2 separate regions of the Mus musculus genome follow, and region 2 is linked to region 1. A link is a loop called in an ENCODE intact Hi-C map of the cell type or tissue named here. Cell type or tissue: heart. All regions are shown on one strand. Each heading gives the region's core, and the rest is flanking DNA. Links, peaks and the distances in the headings are about the cores only.

The links. Hi-C counts contacts between places; a loop is a spot of excess contacts. Peaks named below come from ENCODE experiments on the same cell type or tissue, not always from the same donor. Only the 100,000 strongest peaks of a DNase experiment are listed, where the experiment ranks them.
Region 2: a loop joins it to region 1, with 3 times the contacts of the local background. A loop is called at or near these places in 3 of 42 quality-filtered maps.

What each region holds. Positions count from the first base shown.
Region 1 is chr2:12,051,555-12,066,611 of GRCm38, reverse strand. No RefSeq gene overlaps it. Among named protein-coding and RNA genes, the nearest start is that of Gm34768, 160 kb to the right of the region's middle. RefSeq lists an enhancer at 1-1,427. In heart, for the core only: no CTCF peak of the experiment used is centred there; a DNase peak (open chromatin) is centred at 6,031; H3K27ac peaks cover 316 bases.
Region 2 is chr2:12,142,555-12,159,763 of GRCm38, reverse strand. It overlaps Itga8 (integrin alpha 8), which reads left to right. Exons shown (of 30, transcript NM_001001309.3): 25 at 4,234-4,392. Among named protein-coding and RNA genes, the nearest start is that of E030013I19Rik, 150 kb to the left of the region's middle. In heart, for the core only: no CTCF peak of the experiment used is centred there; no DNase peak of the experiment used is centred there.

The DNA.
Region 1 (15,057 bases), core at 2,178-10,177:
TTGTCTGGGATACATAATAAGAACAATCTTCCAGTCAAAATAGCAAATTAAAATAAAAAGAAGTGATGGCTGATCCAATCCTTGCAGGTTCAACCACATTCTGTTATGGAAAGCCTCGCCTGTTTCAGACTAGCCACGGTTAAGCAGGCTGTGCTCCCACACAAGAAGAGTTAACCTGTGAGAATCATGTTTTCCCTTCCCTGAGGACTGATTGAATTCAAGAATGCAAGCCCAGAAAATAACACAACACAATTGGGAGCTAATGAAGTACTCATTGTGACTTGCCCTGGCTGTGCCTCTACATGCAAGTAATTCTGTTTACATCTCTACGAGAAAAATCTGGGATTCATTTTTGTAAACTCAGAGCAGAAATCAGCTGCCTGGAGACATCCTGACACTGTCACAGCATTTTAGGGAAATTCCATGTAGTGCATAGTTTCTGATTGCCCACCCCCCACACATACTCAAAAATGTGTCCTTGCCCATGAAGGAGAATATGAGACATCACCTATGAAGGCCAGTTTAGGGTTGATTTGTTCCTAGTTCCCAAAAGAACACGGTCATGTGAATTCTATTTATAGGTTAAATTTGGTTACCACAAAAATGTTCAATAACAGAAAGATGGCTGTGCCCCAAGGGAATAACCTACTCAAAGGAAATCTATTGATCACTGAGAACATGCAGGCCTCGGAAGATTTAGCCCATGTCTTCCCTGGCTGGAATTTGACCTGTGAAACCATACACCACCCTCGCCACACAGATCAGTTGTGGAGCAGGGCTTCCTTAATCCAAACCTCATTTGCTGCTTTTCCCTCATCTGGCCCAGCAGATGGTATTTCAAGAAGCTGGCTTGAGTTAAGATAACTAGACAGCCTCGGTGGGTAGAAACGTGAATGGCTGAATGAGGCCAGGGTGAACTCAAGTGGCCTCTCTTCCAGAAAGAAGAGGAATGGAACCCATATAAGGTCCTGGGGTAAAATCCTTCTCCTCCTGCCCCAAAAACTATTAGAAGAATGTTATAGTCCGAATAAACAGCAGCTCACTCTGAACATGAATAGCTCACACAGTGTTCTCCTCACTTGCATTTCTGTTTGCAATCTCTCATTCCGCACATTCTCATTTGAAAGACTGAAACAGCTTAGGTATCAAAGTTCTATAAATGTGAAAACTTTCCCTCTCCAGGGGCCATGACGCCAATCATGTGACAACAAAGATAAGATTTTCTTGTCTTTTTATCATTCATTTTCTGCTTTGCCTTCATCTCTATCCTTGGCCAGTCTTTAGAAATTCATGGATAATCTCTAGACCCTTTATAATTCCAAACTAATCCAAGTACACGTAGATACTCTCAAAGGTACAGGCCAGCACCAAGAACCAGGAGCTCTGAAGTATTATCAGATTTTATGCCAATCCCCATATTGAGGGATTGGTTTTGTTTATGTTTTTCAGAACATCTCAACATAGGGGATACTCCAGTCTACTCAAGTCACAAACACCTCCTGATTGGTCCCTGAGCATCTCATGAGACCTCAGAGAGTTGTGAATCCTCTCCTCACTCCATATGACAAGGGCATAGGTATAGAAAAATTACAGGGCATAAGGTTCAATGCAACAAAATGCCCTGTCTTTCTGTGTTAACTAAAATAGTGTAGAAGTCACAGAAATGGAAAGATGGACCAGTGAAAAGCAGTGAACACCACAGGAGAAAGAATTTGCAATAGGCCTTTCTGAGGGCCAGTAGAGAAGAGTATCTTGGAAAGAAAGAAAGAGAGAGAGAGAGAGAGAGAGAGAGGAAGGAAGGATGAAAGAAAGAAAGAAAGAAAGAAAGAAAGAAAGAAAGAAAGAGAGAAAACAGAAGCCCCCACTAGAAAATGAGCAAAAGATAAAGAGTCAATTCACAAGAGGAAAGGGAGAAATAGTAAACTGTTAAAAAAAAATCAAAGAAACTCAAACTAAAAATCAATAATATATCATATTCACCTATCTGATTGGCAACCAAAAAGAGTGATACTGCCCACACATTACAAGGTGGAGGAAAATAAGGCTCTTTGTCCTTTTCTTTTTTTTTTTTTTTTTTTTGTGGGAATGGAACTTGCTACCCCATCTCTTGAAGGGAAGATAATAGTAAGCTTCTGAGTGTAAAATGCATATATGCATATTCCATTTAAGCAGTGATTCTGCTTCTGGGAATTTGTACTAGGGAAAAAGGCAGATACGGAGCAGAAAAAAACAAAAACAAAGCAGGCAACATCATTGGCTCTGCTCCAAGTGAGATAGGAGCAGAGACACTCAATGAGCCCTGGGTGCCAAACAGAACAGGGGATTCAGGTGAACTTTCCAAGAGGAAAGGATGCTGTAAGTGTGTCTGGATATACAGGTAAAAGGAGGAACAGAAAAGAATGCCCAAGTAGGTATAAAGCCAAGAAAGAACAGTATCAAATTGCTAACAAGGGCTGGAGCAAACATCTAAAGAGAGGAGGACAAGAGGAGACCTAGAGAGGTAATAGTGGCAGGCATTAGCCATGGCAACCACCAATGCCCACTTCTTGGGTTTGATCACATGAACCAACACAGCTGCTCACACAACTTATCAGAAAAATATTGAAACTGGAACCAGGCCATGGTGAGGCATATGTGTTTTATCCCAGTGGCCACTGGCCAACCATAGATGCTCTCTATATTGTTATTTGCTATCTGGGAAGTTTTCCTTGGCATAGTGTGGAGAGTACATCAGAGACTGCTCAGGCAGAAAAGAAGAAAACAAGTCACAGATGACCGCAGGACAAGCTGGGGAAGATGGCATGGGAATCAGTCAGAGGTGAGATTAAAAGATACTTGAGAATTAAAAATCATAGGCTTGAGTGGCCTGTCACACAGAGTGATAGAAACAGAGGTGTGAACATGCCTCCTGACTTCCAATTGGTGGCATGAGGTAAGAGCATGGTAATATTTACCAAAATTGCCTGGTGCCTACTTCCTAGGGAACATTCTCTTGGCCCCTATATTTGATTTTATTTTCCCTCCTCCATGAAACTTCATAGCAAATGTCTTCAGGATAAAGTTCACTCTCCAAGTGCCTATCCAATGTGAGAAGCCATGAAGTCTTCATTGGAAACTCTCACACATTGCTGTTATCTGAAATTTGCCCGTTTCTGTCTTATGGCTTATAAATCACAGACACTTCCTTTGTCAGTCTCCAGCAGCAAAGGCCACACACACTTTCACACTCTGTACTGCCCAATGTCCTTGGGTGTGGTGGACATTTAAACAACGGCAATAAGGAAAATATGTGTCTCTCCCCTCTCTTCCTCTTAGAATTTGGTCTTTTCAGCTTTAAGAATAGAAACATCGTGTGTTTTGTGCCCCAAAAGAACCTCAGAGAATTGGGACAATGTTTTTGGATGCCCACAGGAGATTCTCTTTATCCGTAGCTAGCCAATAACAGCACAGGAAACTACCTTAGGGAAAACATGGTGATGAAGCAAGAGGGTCTTATTACCACTTCCTTTTTATACCGCACAGAACACTGTGAGAGTCATTTCCAGAGGAATGTTTTCCAAGTATATATAGTCAGGTCAGCTTGGTGAAAGTGTGTTTCCAAGATAGACTGATAAACTCAGCAAGATAAAAGGGGTCAAATGGACAAGACGAATTGCCTGGCACTTTTATAGATACCACTTGCATGCACTGTTGGAAGCAGTTGCATGAAAACTCAAGCATTGTGTGGGCCTATTTCATTTTAAAGACTCTAATGGATAATTTGAATCTAAAGTGAAAATTAGAAACGTGGAATGGGTACTTGCTGCACCTGATGCTACACCTGATGATCTAAACTCAGTCCGCCAGACCCATGTAAGTGTGGAAGGTGAAAAACAGTTTCACAAATATATCCTATGACTTTCACATGCATACTGGGGTGGGTGCATACACATATGTATGTGTGTGCACACACTTATAATAATTTTAATTACTATTGTTTTTTATACATGAGTATTTTCTTTACATGTACAATGTGTGTGTGTGTGTGTGTGTGTATGTGCATCTGGTGCCTGAGAAGGCTAGAGGAGGGCATTGGATGCCCTGGAACTGGAGTTAAACAGTTCTGAGCCACCATGCTGTAGGTGCTAGGAACTGAACCCCAGTCCTCTAGAAGAGTGCCCAGTGTTCTTTATCACTGAGCCATCTCTTCAGCCCTAGTAATAATATTTTTTAATTAGAAAAAATAGTTTTAACTAGAGAAAGATTGTTTATGCAACTATAATCTTCTTAATGCTACTGGAAGTCAGAGGTAAACACATATTTGTGCAAGATATAAGGCTGATCCTTGATAAAAGTTACTCAACCTGACACAATGCTTCAGCCATTGTAGTGACACAATGAAGCCCCTCCTGAAGTTGGCCTTATTTTCAAGATCATCACAGGTCAATCCTCAGTTTCTCAATGCACCAACCCCGCCCCAATTTTTTTTCCAAAAAAGGCTTCCATCATCAAATTATTTAAGAAATGCTTATTATTGCAATTTCTTGGAGAGTCACTATGCCCAATGGTGGCTCTAATGACGCCATTATATGTAAACTTCCACTATTATTAAATTCACTGTTTTAACAACTTCTTTGGACATGGGGCCTTTAAGAACTAGAGATACCAAATCAAAATAGTGTTTCCCACTAGGCACTTAGAGAACCTCGAGGCCTTTGCCTCAGTTTCTAGTCTTTCCTCCTTTGTCACCTTGTTACTTCAACATTCGACAGCCTGAGGACACATTTCCTCAAAGCCCATTGAAGAAATCATTGATTTCCTTTGAGATTCCTAATAAGTGATTATTTTGTTTTACCACTCACTGGGAATTCTTAGACATTTACTGAAGCTTTTGAAGTAAAACGATTTAGTTAAAAACAGCAGTGAAAAAGTCGCAAACCTCCTGCCCACACATAGCCAGCTTACTCTTCTGTCCACATCTCCTGTCTCCGCCAAAACAATAAAAGTTTCTCTCTCTGTCTATCCCTGTCTCTCTCTGTCTCTGCCTGTCTTTCTGTCTGTCTGTCTATGTCTCTCTCTGTCTCTCTGTCCTGGCTTGGACGCTCTATAAAGTCTGTTGGGGGTTGCCCTTCCCAAGCTGGGCCCCTTCTCATTAGAAATCAAAACAAATGTTGCTTCTTCCTCCCTGAGCCCCAGGCTAGAGTCAAACTTGAGCTCTCCTCGTTAACAGAGCCCAGTGATTTTCTTTTTTTCCCACACTCTGCAGCAATTATGACTCTGGGCAAATATCATTGTCTTCTTCATCTCAACCACATGATAAAGTTTGCAGAGTCAAAAACGCTGTCTATCTTACCTCCTTCTGCATGCCCCAAACCCTTAACTCATTCGCTAGGACATAAGCAACCTGAATAGAAAATTTAATGAATGGTGTGTGTTTGTGTATTTGAGTGCACATATTTGTGTGTATGTGTGTGCATATGCATTTGCATGTGTGTTATATGTTGCATGTGCATGTGTGTTATATGTTGCTTGTGCATTTGCATGTGTGTTATATGTTGCACGTGCATGTGTGTTATATGTTGCATGTGCATTTGCATGTGTGTTACATGTCTGTGAATCTGTGTTACAAAACCTATGGCACTGTTAACCTCATTTCAAGAATAAGAGGAACAGCCTGAAAAATCACATCAACTGGGCATCATTATACATGGTGTTCTGTAAGAAACTATAGGAAAACAAGACACAGAAAATTTAGTTTCTGTCTTCAGTCACCTTTCTACTGACCTCAAATATAACTGACCAGTTGGGATACCTAAGTACATCATAAAGACTGAGTGGGCTGACCAATTCCTGATCAACATTTTAACTGGGTGCCCCAGTGTTTAGTCAATGAAAAGTTTACCTTGGTCCCCCAGTGCCAATGGCTTAGAAGAGGCTAGTTTTCCATTGCATAGAGGGTTGCCTGGAGGATATTGGATAAGTGTGCTTCAGCGCCGCCTCCCTGTGCAGGCACTAACACACCAGGCCCAAGGTCAAGAGCTCAGGCATGAGCAGGCTGAGGAAGTTGGGGGTGGGAGCTGTACAGAGCTGCTGGTGTGTGTGCTATCAGCCGAATGAAGAACATCTGGGTCCTGTCAGTGCTTCCCAGAGCTCTCCTTTGTCTAACTGCAGTACGAGCAAATTAAGATTGATAAATTGTCTAGCTGTTCCTGGCTTTAAAGATCCCAGATGTGCTGTTAAATTAATGGTTGCTCTATCTCCCCTCAATCTGACACCAAAACAGAGCCTTGAAAACATCCCAGACCCCAACTCCCCCAGTCATCCCAGTATATGGGGGCAGTGTGGCTTCTTTTGGATGGATTCCAGTACACAACCTTGTCCATTCAGTAAGTTGTTCTGTGTGCATGTGCTTGTGTGTGCATGTGTACAAGAATAATCATAGACATATGTGTTCAGACCAGAAGTCTTCATAGCCATGGGAAGTATGTACGCTCATTCTGGACCAACATTTTGCTATACATCTGGAAACACAAATTGTTGAACTTACCCAATGTTCTTAAACAACCAACTGTTCACTACAGAATAATTCCAAGGAGAAGTGAGATCATTTGTGTCATTTGGAAACTATGGCTTTACAAAAATATAACACAACACTAATAATACCTAAGATTGTTCTGTTCTTACTCTTTGGCACTCAGTCCAATAACCTGCTCTCTCCATGGTGGACAGACTGTTATATTTATATCAGTAGGAAACAATCAACCACAGCTTGAGGGAAAGAATCCTAGGCACTTTGCTAACATTTCTCTGAGATTCTAGAAATCAAACGAAATAGGAAATGGCTCCCCAATGCTCATTCTGATACCTCGGTCTCCAAGTCCAAGAGGAAGGAATGTCTCTCACAATGGTGTTTACTTCAAATGCAACTAACAAGAAGGAAGTATTTTAACTAATAGCTGAGCCTTGTAAGAAGACAGCAAGACCAAAAATGAAACAACTACAGCAGAATATGAGAATACATGCCTGGGAAGATGAGGCAGGAGGATTATAAGTTTGAGGCTAAACTGGCCTATATACAGCCTGTCTTTAACAACTGCCATTGGAGATTTCAACACTGTTATAAAATTAGAGAATCATGCACCTATAATCTCAGCTACTCAGGAGGCTGAGACAGGAGGATCCCTTGAGTTCTATTAAAGCAATAGGCATTCTGCCCCACACTGTGTGGCCCCAGAGCAAGAGTTCAAAACCAGCCTTGGCAATAAATCAAAATTCCCCCAACCTAATCAAATTGGAGAACTGTGGTATACAGTATGCCCTCTGTCCCCCCACTGCCAGAGAGAAAATTCTAAGGGAAAAGATGGGCAATTGATCTATAAGAAATGTACAATGCCAGGCAATGATTGATGCTTTTTGGAAGATTAAAACAAAAAACAAAAAACTAAATCAAGGAAACAGGGAGAGAATGATGGGATGTTACTTCAGATAAGGTCCTCCGAAAAGGAAAACTCTCACTTAGAAGACACCAGAGCAGAGTCATGAATGAAGTGGGGGGCGGTGGGGGGGAGCGGGGAGGAGAAAGGGAGGCTGTCTGGTCAGCATCATGGCCCTGCCTTCTGTTTCCCTTTAGAGTCTCTAGATAACTATCAGACAGACCACACTGGAGAGAAATCTACCGGTCATTTCAGAATGCCAATCAGAATTTCAACTTTGAAATAAAAAAAATAATAATAATAATAAATAAATAAATAAATAAAAGAAAAACTGGGAAAATCTACTAACTTCTCTAAACTACCATTTAAGTTTAGGAATTGAAAAAGGCCAAAACACCCTAGAGCCTGAAGTATTCCAGTTATCATTGCAACAGACAGAATGAAGAATATCCTGAAAGCAGAGATGGCGATGGCACAGAGTGGGTAGCCGCAGAATGGAAGCAGGTTCTCTTTAAGCAAACATTGTCAGATGCTCCTGGCCCACTTGTGATTTCATGGGAGGCAAGCCTGTCCAAGCTAACCAAGCTAATCCTTTAGGGTCAGACTTGTCCCCAAGATGGAAAACATAAGCTCTGTCACTCTTTTCAAGGTTTTATGAAAAGTCTCAAGTACACAGCATGAAGCAATGATAGCATACTGACCCATAATCAGGACCCCAAAATTGACATTTTTTTTCATGTTTTTTTTTAAACTAGATAATAGGTACATAAATTTTTAACTGGTTGAAACACACACCAAATGCTACATCTTCTTGTGTTTTGTGCTAAAAACTTAATTTCTATTTCACCTGCTTGACTTCAAGACAAGGCAGTTTGGTCTAGAAAGGAGAACAGGTTACTTAATTGCCTGCCCTTCAAGTATAAGAACCTGAGTTTTGGTTCCTAGCCACGTAAAAGATGGCCATAGCAGAAATGCTTGTCACCCTGGAGTTGGAGAACAGAGATTGGAGGATTCCTGGAGCTCATTAGATGCCAGCCAACCTTGCCAAACCGAACAACCTCCAGGGTTCAGTAAAACAGCCAGTCTCAACACACACACACACACACACACACACACACAAATTGTAAAAATTGAGCAAAGTGACATAATGACATAAATAGCTAAGGATATCTTGTTTTTCTCAGATCAGATCTTTCTTTCCAGAAGTCACTTTATTCTAATTTTAGCCTTAAGCAATACTTGAAGCAATGAGTGCTGAAAATATTTGACCCAACTTAGGTTAAAAAAAAAATCTTTAACATTGGAATGTCTGTGACTCCCATACTCTATCATTGACTTTAGCCCTTTAGATGAAACAGTGAATGCCTCTTTGTAGAGTTCCTATGGCTGGAAAAGAAACCAGTGAGGTGTGGATAATTCAAGTAGCCCATGTATCACGTGAATAGCCGGCCTAACTGGCATCTAATCCAAGTAGTTTCCCAGTAGCAAGGATTCTCCACTGACAGGTCTGGACAGAGTCTATCTCTAACTGTTCTTCCACAAAGAGTAGGCTTTATCTTTAGCCCGGTACCTTTCCAGTCTTCTCCCAGAAACACACCAGCTTGCTTTTGGTTTTGGTTTTGTTCTTGTTTTTGTATTTTTGGTTTTTTCAAGACAGGGTTTCTCTGTATAGCCCTGGCTGGCCTGGAACTCACTCTGTAGACCAGGCTGGCCTCGAACTCAGAAATCCGCCTGCCTCTGCCTCCTGAGTGCTGGGATTAAAGGCGTGCACCACCACCGCCCAGCTACACCTTCATTAAAAAAAAAAAAAGTGTTAGTGATAATCAAATTCTGGGAATTCCTGATTGTCTGTAAGATTAATTTTGGAGAAAAAAAAATCTAATCTTATAAACAGCTCCTTTCTTGTAACTCTCAGTAATTGGAAATGTTCTCCAAAAGTCTATCATTTGCTTCTGTTTTAGATTCTCTTTGCAGTGACTTAAGTTATTCTTACAGAAAGGTTTTGACACCTCTATGTAGTCATGGAATATGCCAACAATGACCACAGTTTTATGTCTGGTACTTTTCAGATCAAGCAAAAGAGGCCTGCTGAGCTCCGGCCCTGGCTCCATTCAGCATAAGACCTCCTACACAGCCACTTAATTAACCCCCTCCAGCAAATAAGGAGACTGACAAGGATACTTTGTTTCTCTGTGTCTTCAAATTAGCTATGGTGTGACAGAAGTGATGCCTTGGCTTCCGTGTCCCCAGTGACATTTCTATTTACCTTTCCAAAGAAGCGAAAAAGGCCAAAAAGGTTGGTGAGAATCTAGACTTTAAGTAGCTAGACAAGGTTTACAAAGACCCGGTTCTCTTTACACATTCCACTCCTAATCTGCCAGTAGAAGCCACTAGCTTCTCTGTTTGTACCTCCAATGTTCCAAAGATCAGTTACCCCCCAGGGTCACAGAGAAAAGACAGGGACAACATTTAGAAAAATCACACTATTTGTAATCTACACAATCGTCTCACTTTCTATTCTTTGCCCAGTTGCCTCTTGCTCACCTCTAACTTCTATCAATATGACCAGCAAGCCACACATAAACCTCTGAGGTATGTTAACCACTTCTATTCTTTCCTTTGAGATGGCTCCAGATTGGTCACTCTCATGCTTGAGTCAGACTGGAGAGCCCTTACCAGGGAAAAATTCATATTCTCATTTCTCAAAAGCTCATATTCCCATTTCTCAAGGGGGCCTTGCATTGCCCCAGCCACTTGTTAACAAGAGCAGCAGCTGACCTACATGTCCTGGACATGCACAGATGGGACACAGCACCTGCGCAATAGCATAGGGAGATAAAGCAAAGAAGAGTCCCTGTTCCCAAGACTTCTCACAGACCATATAATCACACACACACACACACACACACACACACACACACACACACCCACACACACACACACACACACACATGTGGCCAGTCTCTCTCTCTCTCTCTCTCTCTCTCTCTCTCTCTCTCTCTCTCTCTCTCTCTGTTTTCTCTGGCTATTTGTTTTTATTTGTAGTTCATAATCAAACATCTGCATGTGAGTTTTGCTTATCTTTGAGCTTCACTTCCTTTGATAACCAACTCAGTCTTTGATCCCCAGTTACAATATTACAAGTATATTATTTTTTAAAGAAAAAAGGGGAGGGAGAGAGAATAAAAGGTGTCTGTGAGAGAGAGAGAGAGAGAGAGAGAGAGAGAGAGAGAGAGAGAGAGAAATAGGTCAGAAGTGTTGGATCCCCCAGAGTTGGAGTTACAGGTGGTTATCAGCCACCTAATGTGGATGCTGCGATTTAAACTCAGGTCCTCTGCAAGAGAGCTCTAACCTCTTAACCGCTGAGCTGTCTCCTCACCATATCCTACCCACATCAAGTTAAAATTTTTAGATAGAACTGCTGATAGTTCTGTTTCAGACAGTTTTCCAACCACGCCCATTATACACATCCAAGGAGCAATATCCCATAGTCCTTAGAGCACTCGCTCTTATATGGGCTCAGGGTAGAGCAACTCTCTATGACAGCATAGAATGAGAAAAGGCACAGAATATTAAATTAAATACATTAGGCACCCATGAAGACTGACCAAGGTATGTTAACATGAGGCTGCTACGTGACTATTTAGAGGGACAGATACTTCAGTTCAAGAAGTGGGAACCAGGAGGGGCTGAAAGCTGTGTCCTGGAGCCAATCACTAATCACATTCACATCAAACCTACCTTATATGAACTGGCCTTGAGGCAGGATGAAAACCATGACAACAATATGAACTGCAGGAAGAAAAGAAAATTCCTCACACTCAGGAGTCTGATTAAGGCCTGTCTCTGTCTCTGTTACTGCTGACAGCCCCATCTGATAGCAAGACATACAGGGTACACTGAGGAGACCTGATGCCTCTCTGAGATATGGGCCCCTCCTTTATCCAGAGTCTCCCCAGTGACCCAGTACATTTCAGTTGCTGAAACTTCCCTGAGTGCATGATGGCTTCCTCCAACCTTTCTTCCCGTGGTGCTCCCTGGGTTAGAGTCTGCAGTAGTATGATTGCTCTCAGCCTGTCCTGGCTCCCAGACCATATCCTTCTTCAGAGGTATCCCTCTACATGGATATGCTCATATCATCGGCCTCATCTTCACCTGTCAAACTCATCTTAGTGTCTACTTTTTCCAGGACTCAGACTATCCTAGCCTGGTGGCCCTTCTGTGAAACACAACTGTGGCTGGAGAGATGTAGAGGACTCCCTGGTGACAGGCCCTCAGCTGGTCTGAACACCAGGCATGTACTTTCTTTTCTAGTCCAAAAGGGCAATGCTTTGATGCTTTTAGACACACATATTGAGAGAGAGAGAGAGAGAAAGAGAGAGAGAGAGAGAAAGAGAGAGAGAGAGAGAGATGCAGACAGACAGAGACATAAACACACACACAGATGGGGAGAGGTGGGAGAGAAAGACAGAAAAAAGGGGGAGAGACATTCAGAGACAGAAAGAGAAGGAGAGAGAGAGATGAAGATGGGTTGGGGGACTTCTTGCTTCAATTTCTGTTAAATTTGTCCCAGTTTCTCCCCTGCCTCCAGCCATGTGTGCATCTTCAGCACCTGACCTGGTACATACTTCAGTACAGATTATAAACTTCATACTTCATTTTTGTCCTCTATAAAAGAAAAAGTTTCCTGTGAGATTTCAAGTATAATTAATCCCTTTCTTTTCAATGTGACCCTCCTCCCCAATGGCTAGGGAACCTTTTCACGCTGTTTTTAACTCTCTCTTGGGTTTCTGTCCCTATTCCACGGGAGGTTTGTCAGTCTTTCTCCACCTCAATAACTCCTTTGAAAGTAGCAGTGAGTCAGCCTGGTTGCTGACTCTTCTGCCGACCTCATCCTTGTTAAAGATGTTTGAAATCCAAATGTTCCCCTGCTGGACTATGAAGGATCTCTCTGCTGCAAGCTAAAGGAAGGTGGGCCTGCAAATACAAATTCAGAATTTCTAAGTGGAAATTTCAAAAAATTCAGGAAGAAAAATAAACAACTCTCCCTGGAAGAAGGCCCTCTCTTTGATGACCTTTGCTGATCCAGGAACTCCTTGGGGGGTCCTTTCCACCTCTGGACATAGGGCAGAATCCTGGGGAGGGTCACTGCCCCAGATGTGGCTGGCGCCTCCTTTTGTCCCCTAAGCTACACACACACACACACACACACACACACACACACACACACACACGCACACGTCTTATTTTATCTTCCTGGTGATGTAAGCTTTGGCACTGACTCATGGTCCTTGTGGAGGTTTGCGTGAGTAACTGAGCCAAAACCCTTATAGAGAGATGCACAGAGTGATTCGGAGAGCCCCTGAATATGTGCAAACAGTACCTGCCATTGTTTTCTGCCATTTGATTTTTTTAACTCTTCCTCCTGTTTCCTTGCCTAAGGCAGCAAAGCTGTCTCCAAACGCTATACTAGGAATTCTCGGGTTGTAGCCAACAGGAAGAACCAGAGGCCCAATGCCACATCTCACAAAGCACTGGCCCAGGCCTGGTGGGACAAGAGAAGACCTCACTCCTCCTGCTGTAACTGTGATTCCCAAGCTATCCAGTAGATCTGGCCAACAACTATCAGGGCACCACATCAGCTCAGAGTCCAGTCCCTGCTTTAGCAGAAATGACTAAAATAGAAGGCTTTTCTAGACAAACAAATAACAGATTTTTTTTTTCTACTGCTTGTTCCTGTTTCTATTTTACTGTCCTTGGGGAATGTAGAAAAAGCAAATATTATCTATAGCGATTTCCTCTTATTAGTGACCACATGCAGGAGGCTTTATGTCCCCAAAGAATTTGTGACCTTTCCCAAGAAGACTTTCTCTAATATCCTCTCTCCAGTTATTTATTGTGACACTTCCAAAATAAACAACCATACAACCAGACACAGCCTGGATAGAGATGCCTGGAGTGAGGAGGGACTGCTTTCTAGCCATCTGCATAGAGAAATGGAATGATACCTTAGTCTGCTGAACTCAGTTGAGTTTTTCCAGTCACCCTTAAAGGCTGCAAGACCACGGGTTCCCCAGCTTCCTGTTCCAACTAAGAGGCAGCCACTTTGAGAGACAGATATCCCCATCCCTAAATGTAAATCTCTTGTGGCTATCCACAGGGTTCATGCAGCATTCAGGCAAGGTCTGGGATTTACATAGTGTGTTGAAACTAAGCCTTCAACAATTGTTCATCAAGTTTAATCTTAGCTTACAAATAGCCCTGCTAAGAGGTAAGGAATTCTGTCCTTCTTGGTATAGATACAAACCCTTCCATCTAAAAGCATGCTTTCTAAATCTAAACTCCACTGCAGATGTCCTAAAATGGAAGAAATCAAGCAATGAGATGTAATGGAAGACATAATTAATTGTCCTAGAGCTAGTGACCAAAATCACAATGAAGCAGGTCAGTCCTTGAAGACTTGAGTAATCCCTGAGTGACAGAAGAGAAACAAGAGCAGCCCACCACCCCGCCACATTTGAGGGTTTAGACACATCTTACTGTGTACCCTAGAGATGTCTCCCAAAAGCTTTGATATCTCCAGAGACAACTTCAGAAAGGAATGATGACTTTGTAGGTGAACCTTGTATGAAGCTACCTGCATCCCCGAGAAATCACTAAAGCTAAATTCTCTAACCTGAACAATGCAATGAGCCCAAGAGGCCCAGTGGCACACAAAATAGGAGTGGAGTTATTGCACCAACCACTTCATCACTTCTACTTCATGTCACATGAGATGAAGTGATGAGTGGGTCCCATAACACGCTTTTAGAAGCTGCTTTTACACTGAGCATTAACTCCTCCCTTGGGCTCAGAAAGTAAGGACGTGCAAGGTGAGAGCAGGCATCTCTGCCTTCAATCTCTTTCCGTCTCCTTTACCTTGAGTTGAACTCCTGCCTAACTCTGCCTAATTATGGTAACCACTGAAGGAGTGTCTGCCTATCTAATCTATCTCACTCCTTTTCAAGGCTACAGGCATGAAGATAAGTCATTGTCCTAAACAGTGAGTCTGCTTGTATTTTGGAAACAGCAAGGCCTTGTGGGCAAATCATCCATGTGATGAGGCTGCACCCTAAAGCAGAAGTGGTGTATCCTCTTAAACAGTCAGGGCTTGGACTACCTTCAAGGCTGAAGCAGAGACAATGACCAAAGAAAGCCCCCTTTGACCATGAACACCGCTATCCACATGCTTTCTTGTTCCAAATTCTTCTCTATTTAAAGCTAAATCTCATGTCAGTACCCAAAGATGAACTTGGGGTCAATGGACCCCCTATGTGCTCCTCCTCCCACGAGGTCACTTTTAGTAATGGAATCTTTATTGAGCTAACGTGGCCCAGTCTTGTCTCTGACGCTGTGTTCACACTGGAATGGTTGTTACAGAATTCATGAGAATCCAGGCTGGAGATAAACTCACAGCAAACATCTTTGAGTTGTCTGCTTTGTCATCTTTGCTAATGGACAAAACAAGTTACTGGAAAACCTGGAGGAAACAACACAGAACTTAAGGAAAATCAAGAGAGAGATAAAAATGGAATTCAAGGTGTGAATCTTTTAACCCAGGAATAGTATACACTGTGTGGAAGATTACCCACAAGGAAGGCTCCTG
Region 2 (17,209 bases), core at 3,734-11,733, 92 kb before region 1:
TATGTATTTATAAACTAAAATAGTATATATAAGGTACTATTCGAATACTTTATGAATGAATTATTTATTACTGTACCAAAATATAGAAATAATTTATGAGGAAGAACATGACAGCATAATTATACTTTTTACTTGTGTAAGTGAAATAGGAAATGAATAATTTATCCCAAGATCTGAAATGCTCTGTGGATTGGTAAACTCTCTTCAGAGGCAAACAGCAAACCACAGAAAGAGCTGGAGGTTCTCTTCCCACACAAAGTGTTAAACTGGAAATAGTGGAATGATTTATTGACATTACCTAAAATACTTAAGCTTTTAATGAAAAAAATGAACAAATAGTCAAGGCTCAATTTAGTGTTTATTTAGGTTTTTCTTTAAAGTCAATGCCACCAGCCCTGTAGCAATTCATTTTCAGAAAACCCAGCATAAAATAAAATATATAGTATAGATAGATATAGATTTATAGATAGATAGGTAGATAGATAGATAGATAGATAGATAGATAGATAGATAGATATAAAGTTCTAAGAGACTGTTTGATTGAGATCCTTTTCCATTCATTGTCTATTACCTCATGGTATGGACCTCATGGTATTACTCTTTCTCTTTCTTTCTCTCTCTCTCTCTCTCTCTCTCTCTCTCTCTCTCTCTCTCTCTCTCTCTCTCTCTTTCTTTCTCTTCTTACTGAAAATAGATTTTATATATATGTATATATATGTATATATATATATATATAATTTTGATTATGATTCCCCCAACTCCTCCCAGTTCCTCTCCACTTCCCCACTCACCAGTATCCACACCCTTTATTTCTCTCTCTCATTAAGATACCAGCAGGCATTTAAAAATATTAAATTAGGTTAAGAAACCAAACAAGTAAACAGAAGCAAAAGAGCCAAGGACAAAGCTCAAGAAAACACAGATAGCCTCAGAGACATGGATACATTTGCACATGCAGAAAACCCATAAAAACACAAACCCAGAAACCATAGTATATACACAAAGGGCCTTTAAGGGAAACAAACAGAAGCCCTGACAAAGTATTGTAAGACAAACCTTAAAGTTCCACTGTGTTACCCACCTACTGCTGGGCATGGGATCTGACCTTAAGAGTGGTTGCTATACCCAATGAGACTCTGTTGGAGAAAACTGTGCTTTTATTTGCAAGTGGTTCTCTATTGGAGATAGCTTCTGGGTTAGAGGTGGGGGCTTGTGTCCGCTTCCTCTCTCAGCACTGGGATCCCACCTGGCAAGGCTGAATGCTGCCACAGTCTCTGTGAGCCCATGTGTGTGCCGACCCTGCTGTGTCTGGAAGCTCTTGTTTCCTTGGTGCCCTCCATTCCCCTGGCTCTTTTAACTCTGCCTCCTCCTTTTTAGAGTTCCCTGAGCGTTGGGGGAGAGGGAATTGATGGAGAGAAACATTTCGTTTAGGACTGAGTGTTCCAAGGTGTCTCACTCTGCATATTATCTGCCTGTGGTCTCTGTATTTGTTCCCATTTAGTGCAGGAAAAGTTTCTCTGAACATGTCTGAGCAAGGCACTGAGCTATGGAAATAGCAGAATGCCATTCAAAGTCATTCTATTTCTTTTTGGGGGTTTTGTTTGTTTGTTTTGTTTTTTTATAATGGAAAAATATTTTTATTAGATGTTACTTTTTAAATTGCTAAGAACTTTAGTCAAAATATAAAACTCTCCTTGCTTCTTTTTTTTATTGGATATTTTCTTTATTTACATTCCAAATGTTATCCCCTTTCCTGGTTTCCCCTCTGAAAATCTCCTATCCCCTCCCCTCTCCCCCCTGCTCACCAACCACCCACTCCTGCTACCTGGCCCTGGCATTCCCCCACACTGAGGCATAGAGCCTTCATAGGACATAGTGCCTCTCCTCCCATTGATGACTGACTAGGCCATCCTCTGCTGCATATGCAGCTGGAGCCATGAGTCCTACCATGTCCTTTTATTTCTGAATGTGGCTTTCATCTTATGTAATTACACTTTTTTGGCTGTAATAAAATACACTAACATCAGTGACTCAAGAGATGCTTTATGTTAGCTTATAGTTCCACAGGAATATAGTTCATCATAGCAGGAAAGACATTGCAGCAGGCAGGGAGGAGAGCATGGAAGGAACAGAAGGCTAGCTGGTCACATTGCATCTGTACTCAGGGATCAGACAGAAATGCATGTACGCATACGTGGTCAGCCCACCTTCTTCATTTTTGACAGTCCAGGGTGACCAGTACCACCTACAATTAAAAAGGAGCCTTCCGTATTACTACAAGACTAAGATAATCCCCCACCAGACCAGAGACCCATGTCTCAGGTGAATCTAGCTTCTGTCAAGTTTACACTTAACCCTAGCCAACACAAAGGGCCATGAAGAGCAATACATTCTCAAACTTGAGCTATTCATCTATAGGGAAGAAGTGATAACTCCTGACTAGTGTTGGCTCAAAGATTCCCTTCCACTCTCTGTTCAGAAGCCCTGGCCTGAGCTTAAGCTGTTGTAACAACAAAAGGACATCACAATCCCAGGAAAACTCAGGGCAAGAACCTCACAGGGAAAACAGTAAGCTGTCAAATCATTAACTGAACCGTGTGAGCCAAATTCTTCTTAACAATGGTAAAACTTCAGAGCTTAGAGAAAAAGTTCAGATTCAATCATTTATGTGCATTCTAGGATTAGCATACACATTATAAAAATTTAAAGTAGTCACCAGGATGTCAAAAAACAAAACAAAACAAAAAACTAAAACACCAAATATCTCTTACATACTAATTGCTAATCTCAAGTCTTAAGATACGCTGTCAGTGGACGCTGTACTCTTAATGATGTGAATTAAATAGGCCATCGAGTAGCAAAAACAGAAAATTTGTTGCTTTATGATGATTTCAGAACTGAGAAGGGACAAAGATCTCTACTACTCTTAAAAAGAATCTGTAAACTCACCCACTACCTTCCACTGTGCTCAGTGTTTGGGGGATGTGGTCTGTGTCCTCTGAGTGGAACTCACATGTTTAAAATGTTCATCTTCATGAGGTATGGGCTTCCTTTCCCTGGGATTTGTTAATGTAACTAGTCAGCTTGCTCCAGGAATCCCAGCTTTGAAACATGCACTTGCAGAGAACTTTAGGGCACACAGACTGTCTTTGGCACTTGATGGATGGCCATTTTCCCAGAGGGTGAAAGAGAGTGCCTTGCAGATGGTTGCAATTGACAAGCCAGTAGTCAGGCGGGAGGCAAATTCCAATGTAAAGAAAGGATCGCTACATTTTGGAAGCATATAATTAAAATAGCATTTCTAGTGCTACCATTGAATTTATTTCAGTCCGAGGTAAGCATAGCTATGCTTGTACATAGTAAGTACAGACTGATCTTCTCCAATCTACAAACAACAACATGTACTCCAGAGTCGAGTTGTTTTGAGCATTCGCATGATGCTTACTGCAAGCAGAAAATACCAACCTGACCTCATGGGTCAGACTGTAGGCAAAACGCCAGCAAGTTAAAAAAAAAAAAAAACATAAGAAGCTGCACAGGTGGCTTAAAGCCCTTGCCATGTAGGGTGGCAACCTGCATGTCATCCAGTGTTTAGAGAGCAGAGATGAGAGATCCCTGGAGAAAGCTGACTAGCTACGTGAGTCCCATATCAGGGAGCTCTGGGTTCAAGGAAGATATTATCTCAATGTATAAGGTGCAGAGAAGTCGAGGAAGACAGTTGATGTCAACATCTGGCCTCTATAGGCACATATCTGAACAGACATCTGCACATGTACATGCACACACATACGATAGATAGATAGATAGATAGATAGATAGATACATACATACATACATACATACATACATACATACGTAGACAGATATTTAAAAGGTTGCCTTCAAGCTATGCATAATAAAGTGTGAAGGAAACATCAGATTTGTGATTATAGGAGATTCTCATACCTAAGGTTTTGCATTCTGTACGTGCAGTATTCTGAAGTTTAAAGGACTTCTGGTCCCAAGCATCCCAATATGAATTGCTCCACTGGCATAGTCTTTGAATAACCCATGCTGAGAGCTTCCCAGCCTGAGTCTGCCCTGAATGTGTACATACCATGATTTCAGAGCGCCCCAGGCCTGGCTAGATTCTGTGTTCTATTCCCTACTACCATAGTTAAAGCTGATAAGATGTGCTTTTTAAAACAGACACATGATAGACATGTCATTCCCTAATGTGCCACATTCTTGCAGCTGCACAATATTGGACCCAGCACCATCAGTGACAGCATTCTTGACGTGGGCTGGCCGTTCTCTGCACGGGATGAGTTTCTCCTCTATATTTTTCATCTTCAAACTCTGGGACCTCTACAATGTCAAACAAATCCTGAGATCAACCCACAGGATATAAAGGTAGGACTACAGTCTAAACAGTGGCTTGACCTAAATTGCTTAGGTCATCCCTGAGCAGACCATTTCTCTTTTTAAAGGGTCTAAGCAAGTGTAGTCTTGGCCTGAGCAAGTGTTTTCTATCCATAGCAACCTGGCAGTTATTGAGCCGCGATAGGCAACTTCTTTTATTTTAGTTAGGTATTTATTTCATTTACATTTCCAATGCTATCCCAAAAATCCCCCACACCCTCCCCCACCCACTACCCCACCCACCCACTCCTACTTCTTGGCCCTGGCGTTCCCCAAGTTCTATAGGTTATTTGATCAATAGCCCCAACAAAGCCAAAATCATAACTAGGTATGCCACATTTGGGAGAGTTAGTATAAAATGCTATTTTTAAAAGTCTTTTTTGGTATATTGCCCAAAGACATGAGGATCTTTGCCAAAATGAGTTCTCACAGCTGTTGTCAATAGCACGTGGTAAAATGGGATTTGCCAAAGGCTCTCTCAATGCCCTGAGAACTCCCAGACTGGAATGCGTGGTAGTGAAAGCTTGAAGAGACGCTCAAAGCAGTGCAGTACAGACTTTAAGTGCTTCTGGGGTCTAGTAACAAGTGTGGTCACGGAGTGACCTATGGAGCCAATGGCACAGCAGGGTCAGAGCGAGGCCATGGGCCTACTATAACACAGAGCCAGAGCGGGACCTGAGAAGCCTATTAGAAGCAGGGTCAGAAAAGGGGTTTGTGGAGAGGTATTAGAAGGCAGGGTCATAGAAGAGCCTCGGGAACTAGGGAAAGTGTAAGAGGCCCTGACATAGGGTCTGTAACCATGCAGGGTCAGGGCGGAACCTGGGGCTTCATTGGAAGATGCCTGGGAGTCAATTGAGAGCAGGTCTGAGCTTCTCCCTTCTGTCCAAGCAGCTTGTCTGCTGGTCACTTGTTCATCACCAAGTGTCCCAAAGCCAGATCCCATCCAGGGTAAGGACCAAACTGAGCTTAGGCTCCTAAGAAAGGAAGTAACATCACCCCTTGAAAATGTCACATTTGCATGAAAACAGAAATGGAACTTTGTGGATCAGTTATGTCCTCAGAAGACAACTTTGCTGGAGAACATTCTCCTAGTAGCTACAAGGGCCCAGTCAGTGTCTCTGGTGTAAGGACAGATGTCCTGAACCCCAAACTGAGCCATCTAGGACCCAGGCATAGGCCCAGGGTCACTGCCATCATGAATGGCTTCCTTTTTCAACCCCAAATGCTCTGTATGTAGAGGCAAGAGGACTCTCCTAACAGGAGGCTCAGCAGTAAAGGACACAAGAGGTAGTAAGCGTCTCTCTTTATGCAGAAGTAATAAATAAAGCCATTGTGTGTCATGAAATGATTTCAAATACTTCCTGAAATAGTTCTTCTCATTTCTTCCTTCCTTACCCTTAATCGAGATGATTTTTGACTTCAGGGACAACAGCTTATTGAAGAATAATGTCTTTGAATGTTAGCATATACTGTAAGTAACCAGATCTTCACAGCAGCACCCTTAACGTATCTCTCTCACACACAGAGTCTTGAATCACATGCTCTAGTAAAAGACCCCTAACTCTCTTAGAGTGTAATGTTTGCCTTATGTCTGACATTGTTTATATATGTTTGTATATATTATGTAACTTGTTTAATGTGCACTATGCTGGCTGTACAGGGCTTTCCCCCTCTGTGGCAATTTAACAATCATTTTCAGTGACAGGGACAGTGCTAACAGATAACTTGCATTAAACATTGACAGATCCCTGCAAACTGAGTGGTAGTGTGCACTAAGCACCTGGCTTCCTTGTTTCTTCCTTATTCTTTGGGAGTGTTCATAGTCTTACATAAAAAAAAAAAAAATCTGCCCAAGGCTAGGAAATTCTTTTAATGCAACTTGACTATGCTTTTTTCTTTATAAAAGAAAAAACAACTTTCAATCTGTGAAAACTGAATATAAGATTTAATGACAATATGAAGTAATAGCTCCCTAAAATAGCTTAATTAGAATAATGTATGAATTCTTTAAATATGGGAAAGCTGAATGTCTTTACTTCCAGGTTCTTAACATATTTCATTGAAATTTACTGTACTCTATATGTATGAGTGTTTTGTCTGCATAGATGTGCATATACCACAAGTATGCTGGATGCCAGAAAATGATATTAGGCCATGGGAACTGGAGTTGGAGATGGTTATGAGCCACTGGATGGTTACTGAGAATAGAACCCAACTTATCTGGAAGAGCAGCCATGCTCTAACCCCTGAGCCATTTTCCAGCCTCCTTAATACACTTTAACAACATTTACTAGGTTGCCCAGGGAAATTTCAAAAACCTCTTATTAATAAATAGCTATTAAGGGCGGGAGAGATGGCCCACCGGTTAAAAGCACTGGCTGCTTTTCCAGAGGTCCAGAGTTCAATTCCCAGCACCCACATGGTGGCTCACAACCATCTGTAAAGGAATCTGATGCCCTGATGCCCTTGTCTGGCCTGCAGTTGTACATGCAGCAGAGCACTCAAACTTTAAAAAAGATTGCAAGAGGTTCAAAAGATTTAAAAAATAGATATTAAAATGTTAATCTTTATTTTTATGTCAGTGGCATTTATAATTGAGATTGCTTGAATATTATTTTTTCTTAAGATATTAAATTGATTAGTGACATAGCTAGTAAGTTACTCAGCAAGTTTATTCCTTCCTAGACAATACAAAGATAAACAACTTGTTCTGTTTTGAGTATGAGTAAAAAAAACTAGTGTAAAGTGAATTGTAAAATGTTTTCAAACACATAGGTTTGAATTTTTCTAAATGGTAATATCAAGGCTAATTGATAACTTATATATTGTTTAAGGTGTGCATGTATGTGTGTGTGTATGCTTCTGTGTGTCTATGCTTGTGTGTGTGAGTCTAAGTGTGTGTGCTTGTGTGTATAGTGTGTGTGTATGCAAATGTGTATGGTATGTGTATATAGGGTGTATTTGTACGCTGTGTGCATGTCTGTGTGTGTCTCTGTGTATAAAGGTGTATGGTATATGTATATAGGGTGTGTGTGTACACTGTGTGTGTACGCTGTGTGTGTCTATATGTGCCTTTGTGTGTGTGTGTGTGAATACGTGTATATGCTTGTGTATATGTGCTTATGAATGTGTCCACATGAATGAGTGTGTCTGTATGTGTGTATATGCTTGTATGTGTTCTTGGGTGCATGTATGCTCTGGAGTGTGTGTGTGTGTGTGTGTGTACAGGCTTGTTGTTGCCTGAGGTTGGAGATTTTCATGAACCTTAGAGCAGACCAATCCAGTTAGCCTGGATAGCCAGTGAATTCCAGGAAATCCTCTTTTTCTGCCTCTCCAGGGCCACTGGTATGGCAGACATGGGCCTGGTGTTTGATGTATGTGGGCACTGGGGATTAGAACTCAGATCCTCAGAGATGGAAGGAAAGATAAATGTTTTAGAGTCGAGAATAAAGTCCCCACATGCAGTCGAAGTTTACTTAGCAGGCAGGGTGAGGCACAGAGCCTTACTCTCTGCACTCTGGTTGGAATGTGTGAAATGGGTCACCAGTGTAAGTGTTGAGGGGTGGTAGGACCTTTACGAGGTGCTTGAGGCTGGGGCTTCTGCACTCTGGATGGGTTAATGCCATTCTCACAAGGGCAAATTCTCAGGGCAGTCGGTAACTGTGGGTGCAGGGGGTTAAGCCACTGAGATGGCCTCCCCAGCTTTGCTTTGCTTTTGTTTCCTCCCTTTCCATGTGCCCCTTTCCTAACCAGGAGCCAAGAAAGCAGGTGAGTAGCACCCCTCTGCTCCTGGGCACATACCATGTCGGACTCCTCAGCCTCTAGACCCTTGAGCTTTCCGGTGTATGCTACCCATTGTCAAGGACTCTGTCCTAACAACTGTAAAAGGTCAGGCTACCTATGTGCAAATTTTCCTTTTCTTCTTTTAGTAACATTACAGTTTTAAAAAATATATTTTATTGTTCTTTGACAATGTCGTACATGTATACAATGTACTCTGATCATGTCTACTTCTAACTTCCCTGGTCCCAATTTCACCTGGAAATATCAAAACACATCTCCCTCCTGCATCACACTCTTCTCTCTGTCTATCTGTCTGTCTGTCTCTCTCTCCCCATCTCTACTTTTATTTTTTAGTTTATATGCTTTTTGCTGTTTTAAGAGAATATATATTTACATTTATCTTACAGTATATTTTGATCCCATTCTTTTTCCTCTCCTAACTTCTCCTAGACCCTCCTAACTTCCCTGCTCACCCAACTTCATGTTATTTCTCTCCCTCAAAATATAAAATCAAAACAAACAAAAAAGACCAAAAAAGTCAAAATAAAACAAACAGCATAGACACACACAAACATGGAGTCTATTTTATGTTGGCCAACTACTCCTGAGTATGGAGCCTGCTCTGGAATGTGGATAATATATCACATGTTCATTAGAGAAAAATCAGTTTTCTCTAACAGACTCATTCTCTTAGCAGGTATTAGTTGCAAGACAGTTTCTTAGTAAGGGATGGGATTTTGTGTCCATTTCCCTCCAATGTACTGAGATTATTTCTTTCTGGCTTAAACCTGTGCATGTCTTGTACATGCTATCAGTCTCTGTGAGTTTATATGTTGTGTCTAGAAGATTCCATTTCCTTGGAGCCATCTACCACCTCTCTCTTCCTTTTATAATCTTCTGCCAGCTCTTCTACAGCCTCGAGGGAAGAGATTGGATAAAGATAGCCCATTTGGTATGGAGTGCTCCAAAATGTCTCCCTCTGCACATCCTCCAGCTGTGTGGTCTCTGTGTTATTACCATCGAAGGCCAGAAGAAACTTCTCCTCTGTCACATGAGCTTTACACACCCTTTAAAAAAGGAACCCTGCTGAGTCTAATTGGGGCTGCCCTTTTTGCGCATGTGCACAGGGTCATATACCAGGGTATGCGCCATCTACCAGTGGCCACGCTTCCAAAGAAAAGATGATACCCTACCCAAAAGTCATCAACTGCCAATTTTTCATCATCTTGGGATGGAGCCTTGTGACCACCTCCTCTGTCCACGGTGGAGTTTTAAGTGGCTTGAGCCTGTGTCATTTTTGTGTGGGCTACCTTGAGTCCATGAGAGCAACTGCCTTGTCCTATCAAGAGGATAACATTTCACAACACCCCTCCTTGTCCCGCAACTCTAACCCCCTCTTCTGCAATGGTCTCTGAGCTTTAGGACCTGGAGGTGCTGGAAGTGGTTCAGTTAATGATATAGTTTAGGGCTACATAGGTTCTCCCACTTAGGGCTGAGCACTCAATAGTCATTCTCTCCTTGTCAACACTTTGACCAGCTCTGAGTCTCTGCATTAACTATGGCCTGCTCTGCTGTGCCTTAGTGGGTGCGTCTTGAAACATCTGGCCATTAGCTGTCCATCTTCTGCCACCATTCCTGGGATTTCCTCTTAGACATCAATGGCTGTGCCTAGATATTCTAGTCAACTTGTTCTCTCTCCTGTGAATTCTTGGCTGTGCTCATTTATGACTGAAAAGATGTCTCAGCAGAACCCTGTAACCAGCTCTTCTTCTCCCTTTTATGATTTTCTTTTGTTCTTTTGTTCTGCTCTGGTTTTTAAAATTAATTGTTTTATTTATTTACATTCCAGACAGTGGCCCTTGCTTCTGGTCCCTCCTCCCACAGGTTCCCATCCCATCCCCCTCTCCCCCTTCCATGGGGCCTCAAGTCTCTACAGGATTAGGAACATCCACTCCTACTGAGGTCAGACAAAGTAGCCCTCAGCTACATATGTGCCCCAGAGCCATGGACCAGACCATGTATGTGCTTCAGTGGTTCAGTCTCTGGGAGCACCCAAGGGTCTGGAGTAGTTGTAAATATTGGTCTTCCTATCAGATTACAATCTCCTTCAGCTCCTTCAATCCTTGCCCTAATTTCTCCATAGGGGTCCCTGACTTCAGTCCAATGGTTAGCTGTAAGTATCTTCATCTGTCTCAGTCAGCTGCTGGGAGAGCCTCTCAGAGGACAACTGGTAGAGCCCCAGGAGGACAAAAGGCTCCTGTTTATAAGCATATCACAGCATCAGTAATAGCATCAGGCTTTGTTGACGCCCTCCCCCCGCCCCTGCCACCCCCCATGAGATGGATCCCAAGTTGGGCCAGTCACTGGACAGCCTTTCTTTTAGCCTCTTCTCCATTTTTGTCCCTGCAATCCTTTTAGAAAGGAACAATTCTGAGTTGGTTAACCCATCCCTCCACTTGGGACCCTTGTTTATCTACTAGAGATGGTCTCTTCACATTCCCTCTCCCCACTGTTAGGCATTTCAGCTAAAGTCATCCCCATTGAGTCCTGGGAGTCTCTCACATCCCAAGTCTCTGGGACTTTCTAGAGGGTCCCCCATGGGGATTGAGGCATCCTCACTTGGGTCTTCCTTCTTGTTAAACTTCTTACCGTCTGTGGGTTGTATCCTAGGTATTCTGTACCTTTTGGCTAATATCTACTTATCAGCAAATAGATACCATGCAAGTCCTTTTGGGTCTGAGTTACCTCACTCAGGAGGATATTTTCTAGTTCCATTCATTTGCCTGCAAAGCTCACAACGTCCTCATTTTTAATAGTTCAGTTCTGTTTGATACACGTTCTCACTATGCAGGCCAAGTTGGCCTCTAACTCTCCATTCCCCAACCTCAGGCTCCTGGCTTCATGGATTATGGGGTACACCACTGTGCCCATTTCTATCACACACTAATGGAAAAGAAAGCATTCCGATTTCCTGAGAAGCGTTTTCTAGGCCACCCACTACAGGAAACCAGAGACACCAGAGAGAGAGAGAGAGAGAGAGAGAGAGAGAGATCCTTTGAAATGATCGAGGGACTCTCCTGGACCTTAGCAAATGTTGACTTTCCAGATTCCCTCTATAAAAACCTGTCCCTACCTAAATATTCAACATCACTGAGCAAACAAATAATTTTTCTACTTTTTATAATCACTTATATGGCCATTGTCCTGGATATTATTATTTTTTATTATAAATACACAGCTTTATAGCATTAAAACCACATTGAAGCTTAAATAGGGTTTTTCCCACTAGGGGTGTGTGTGTGTGTGTGTGTGTGTGTGTGTGTGTGTGTGTGTGTGTGTGTTTACTGGCTTGAGTACTGAGTTACCATTTAAATCATGATTTTTAAAGAGAAATGCTTCCTTAATGCCAAATATCTCCCCAAACCCTCTGAAATTTGACCTGTGTGCAAACAAAGTAGAGTTCCAAGTTCAACATAAGCCTCAATGTCTTCTCACATGCACATCAGGGTCCAGTGAGTCTGACCTCAGCAGGGCTCAGTTCTCACAATAGAAGCTGGCTATTCTATCGAGTTATTCCAATGTCTCCCAAGTTTTAAGGAGGGATGCTGAGTGCCTTTTAAAGCACTAGCATAATAATTCTAACCCGTGGTCACTTTAGGCAACAATCAACAAACAATCTCACCCACTTCACCTTACTTGTTTCCCAAATATAGAACATCAGCGTCCAAGGTAAAGCAGGGGTGACCACACAGAGACACTGCTAGACAATAGTGCCGTTTTTAATTTTAATTTAGATACCTACATTAATCACAAGCTAGGTTATTCAGCTTGGTCTGTCAATGCTCAGGGTCTGAGGAGAAGTATAAATGTAAAGAGAAGAAACAGTTACACAGCCCCTATTTTTCTCAGTCAAGGAAAGCCAATGCCCTGCCTAGGTCAACACAGAGCAATAGACGTGGGATCAACATTGGCAGCCCAATCGGAAGGTTGGGGTTCTGCTATACAGTGGTTCTTTCTACCTCCTGAGGTTGGTTACCAGCTTTCTATAACCTCATGAGAAGAAGCAGACACCCATGAAGGTTCTGCCTACACGAATCATGGTCTAGGTCAGAAAGAAAAGATTTTAATGTGGCAGTTTTCTCCATGCCACCAACTAAAACACTGAAGCATTCAACTGTCTGCGGCATTAAGGCTGATCCATTAAATCAAATTTGTTCCAGCTCCTTCTTGGAATAAGATTTTTAGAGTTGAGAAAAGTGCTTCTCAACTATACTAAAGATGGTAAAAAAATTTTTTTCAAACTACCAATTTTGTTATTTTGGTGGACTTTATTCTGGGGGTTGGATAGCCTTCCAAACATACTACGATCTCTAGATAAGATGAGGTTGAAAAGGAAACCCGAACAAGGAACCACAAGTTTCATGAAGAATAAAGCATTTTAAGTTTTTTTTTGATGGGCAAGATTTTATAATAAACAGTCAAAGTATGAGCTAACCAGAGTCAGGAATACGGCTGAAGAACAAGACCCTGTACTTGGGGAGACAGGCAAAGATGCAGAGAGCAGCCTGCATTAGAACTCAAGATTACCTCCCAGGAGTAATTGCATTAAAAGGAGAACCCTTGGGTATAAACGGGCTTGCAGAGACTAGACCAGGAAGCCTGCATCCTAAGCACTCCCCTTGGAGGTATGGAAGGAGGTCGCCTCTGAGTCTCCCCTTGCTTCAGCAAGACTGATCCCACAGGAAGTCCAAATTGCAACCAGATCATACAGATCATACAAACAGTGATGGCAGGCACCCAGAACCCATGCATCTGCCAAGGATTATAGCCCTGCAAATAGTTTTCTAGACTCAAGTGGCCTGCAGACAGTGGTTTGGCAAATTTGCATAGTTTGTCTTATCCTTAAGAGTTTCTTTTCTGTTAACTGCCTCTGTATACTGGTTCCCATCAACTCAAAATGGGAGACATTTGTTAGCTCAAAACAACAACAACAACAACAAAAAACCTCAGTCTCTCTGCCACCATCCTCCTCCTAACCATGAAATGAAGACATAGAGACATAGAGGGAAAAAAAAAACAACAACAACAACAAAAAAAAAAAAAACAGCTTTTAGCCTGACCTTTGTCATTACCTAATAATTTCTTTTCTTGCCTTTTGGAACCATTTTAAAAGGCTTGGATATTTGCAGCTATGGTTTATTTCAAGGCAGAAGCACTTTCGGATGGCTGTGACTTACCCCAGTCATGGTCAGGTGTGAGCTATAAGCCCTGCCTCCTCCTTTGAAGGCAGTCAGGGCTTCAGTTTGAGTGATGACCTGGGCCTGGTTTTCTCATGCAGTTAAGATGCTGAAGTTTCCTTCCGTGCTTCCTACTGAACTCATGTCTTCCCTCCTAGTGTAATGCTAGCAGCCTTCAGGAATTGCTCCCTCCAGCTCATAACAGTGCCTGAGGATCCAATTCTTAACCATCAAACAGAGCTGATTCTTTAGACAATGCTTTCACCTTTGCTCGATGAGAATGTCTTCAGCATTGCTTATGCATGTGAGCCTGTGACTGCATATCCATGTGGATGCATGATGCATGTGTGTGTTTATGTGTACTTGTGCATGTGTGTCTATGCATGTGCATTGACATAGAGTTTCGTTATATAGCCCAGGCTTATTTCAACCTTAAACTCCTCCTTCTTCATTCTGAAAAATGCTGGTATATTATAGGCATAGACCACCAATCCTGGCTGTAGACACACATTTCAAAAAAAGCTTGATTACCAACATATTAATGGCAGAAAGGACAAGCACCTGAGTACAGGGCCATGTGAGATGGATCTGGGTGCACTTGCTGGTCAGCTGAGAGGAAGACATAGTCAGAACCCTGGAGCTTCCTGGCCAGCTGGCCTAGGCTACTGGCAAAGTTCCAGGCCAATGAGTGACCTCTCTCAACCAAAACATGGTAGGCACCTGAAGAATGACACCTGAGGTTGTCCATTGTCTGCCACCCATGTGCACACACAGGTACATGTGAGCACCCACATGCATGATGCACATATAACATATATGTGAACACATATGTGTGTACATTCCATAGAAATTATACAATGGAAAAAAATACATGCAAAGACTCAGGAAACATCAACTCCATCAATGGAGTATGATGATTCTTCTAGGTAGCCTGTGAATAACTCTTTCAGGAAGAAAAAGATGGGATGTCCCTCTGCCCACAAATTCTTAACATGTACAACTTAATTGCAGGGTACACTGGCCCTCTAGGCTGTTTTGCAGATTTAATTATAATCCATGAGTATAGTCTGTTCGTTTGTGCATGCTAGGAATACCTGAAGTCCAAAGACACATTACAAACAAGAGAACAATGGGGTATAGTGCTTAAGTCTGGGTTCGCAGGGCAATCAATCTCACTTCATGCCAACCTCCTTCTTCAAATTCCATTTTTCCAACTGCACTGCACATTCTAACCACATATTGTTCCTTAAGCCTAAACCAGATTGAGGAGTTTGGGGTATATTGTGAGAATACAAAGGTCTTGTTGGGGTCAAAGTCTGAGGAGCAGCTGGAGAAAGGGGATATTTACTAATAATTCTTTCCTTGTTGCAGAAAGCTGTTTGCATTTTCTCAGGCAGTCACTGTGGGGTTTACTCGGAGATTCTCACGGCATTGAACCAATTTACTCTCTCGACTGTGGATCTGCCTCAGCCTGATGCTCAGAGACCAGCCTCCCTTACCACTAACCATCTCAGGCCAAGGAGAAGCATGGTCTGCGAGGCCATGGCCAGCTCAGAAAGAGACCCTAATATCCATCTAGAAAATGAATTGTAGTTGTTGCTTGCACTTCTTAGACATCTCCCCTCTTAGGTTTTATTTTGTGAAATAATTTCTGGAATGCTATTTCAGAAAACTGGCTTTGTAAGCTACTTGAAGACATTCTGTCTACGCTGTTCAACAGTGGCATATTTTTCTATCTGCAAAACAGGGTTATGAAATGAAGGGAACAGGTTCCACCAACCCCTGTCTTGCAGGATCCTTGTTTTATAGCTCACAGGAAGACCTGTGCTTCATCCAGAGACCATGAATCAGTATTGCCAAATTATAATGTACTCGAGTACATACGATTTTTTTTTGTTTATTCCCACATAAGTCACATCAGATGAAACCACACAAAGAGTTCTTGGTTTGGGGCCATTGTTTTATTAATACTGATAACAATCATAGGTGAAATTTTGGGAATTAATCACAACTAGAGACTAGGAAAATGGCACAGTCAGTATAATGGCTACATGAAAATACAAGGCTGTGAGCTTAATCCCAAGAACCTATGAAAGAAAACAGCCAGATATGATAACATTATTGACATCTCTGGCACTAAAGAGGTAAAGACAGGCAGATCTCTGGAGCTTGCTGGCCGGCCTGCCTAGCCTGCTGGAAAAGTTCTGGGCCAGTGAGAAACTAGGCCTAAAAACAAACAAACAAACAAACAACCAGAAAACTCCATAGTGGATGCTATCTGAGAAACAATAGCCAAAAATGTACTGTGGCATCTCTGTGTGTGTGTGTGTGTGTGTGTGTGTGTGTGTGCTCACTTGCACACACATATGGACATGCCTGCTCATGTGAATGCATACGTGCACACAGATAATTATGACCCAGGTTTTCCAATACTTCCACTGTACTTTAGCTAGCTTCTAGAGGTTGGGGTAAGAGATTGCAAGTTTAAAGTTTGCCTGAGCTACATAATGAGCCCCTGTCTCAAAGAAAGAAAAAGGAAAGAAAGAGAAGTTACACCTAATATATCTGAGAGCCATGACAGCAGACACATACAGCAAGTGCAATAGGAAACAAGTGAGGAATTAGGGATTTGCATGATTCTCAATTGTCTGTTGAGCTCAATTGTTTTTTTAAAAAAAATCTTGGGCTGTAAATACTTTTTTATCAGATCCTCTGTTTCTGTGCATCTATGAACAACCTCCTGGTTCAGAGCCAGTTCTGTCGTTGTCTTGGGAGACTCCTGTATCCCGAGAGCTGACACTTCTGGGTTCTCACCTCACTCTGTCCATTCAGCCCACCATCTCAGGGCTTTGCAAAGCCATTGGTCTTAAAAGATAGCTTACCTTGCCACACTCAACATCCTGTTTTTTAATCCATTCTCCTACCCTTGTCATGGTCCCACCTCCTCTCTCCAGGGAACCTTTTCTGTCTGTCTTTGCATGCTTTCTTTCAAGCCATTAGCCAAGCCCAGCCCACCTTTGAGGCTACCATTGGCGAAACTCTCTTTCCAGCCATGCTGAGAATGCAAGATGACTTACCCAGACAAAAGTTGCCTTGATCTCTCTTCTGCAATCTCCAAATCCCTGCCTTGAAAACCCTTGCCAGCTTCTTCACTCTTTCACTGGTGGTGCCAGCTTAGTTCACTGGCTGAAGTATTCACGGGGCCATTCTTGTCACAGGGAAGCTCTGTCCTTGTCAATCTTCATGTTCGTGTCTCCAATTCATTGCACTCTTTGTCCTTCCTTTCATTTTCCTTCACATTATTATTGATAATGTGCTGAAGACAAGTATGTCTTCAAAAGTTCAATTCCCACATCAAAATCCAGACCATAATCATCTGGACCTTCTGATATCCTCTCTCATCTTCAACTTCTCTCTGCAATACTTTTACAGAAAAAAAAATGTCCTCTGGCAGGTCCAGGACTAAATTTTTCTACGTGAAACATCCCCGTTTCCTTTTTTTGTGTCTTTGACCTCATCTCCTCTACCATCTGTTCCTTGGATCTTACAAACTGGGACATTTCCTCCATTATCAAAATAAAAACTAAGCCAAATAATTTTATCTTTTTCAAGAGTGGATTTCTTGCCCTTCCTTTTAAGGTTTATTACAACTACACCCATTGAAAATCAGTTTCTGTTTCCTTATTTGCTTGGTTGCTTCTTCTTCTTCTTCTTCTTCTTCTTCTTCTTCTTCTTCTTCTTCTTCTTCTTCTTCTTCTTCTTCTTCTTCTTCTTCTTCTTCCTCTTCT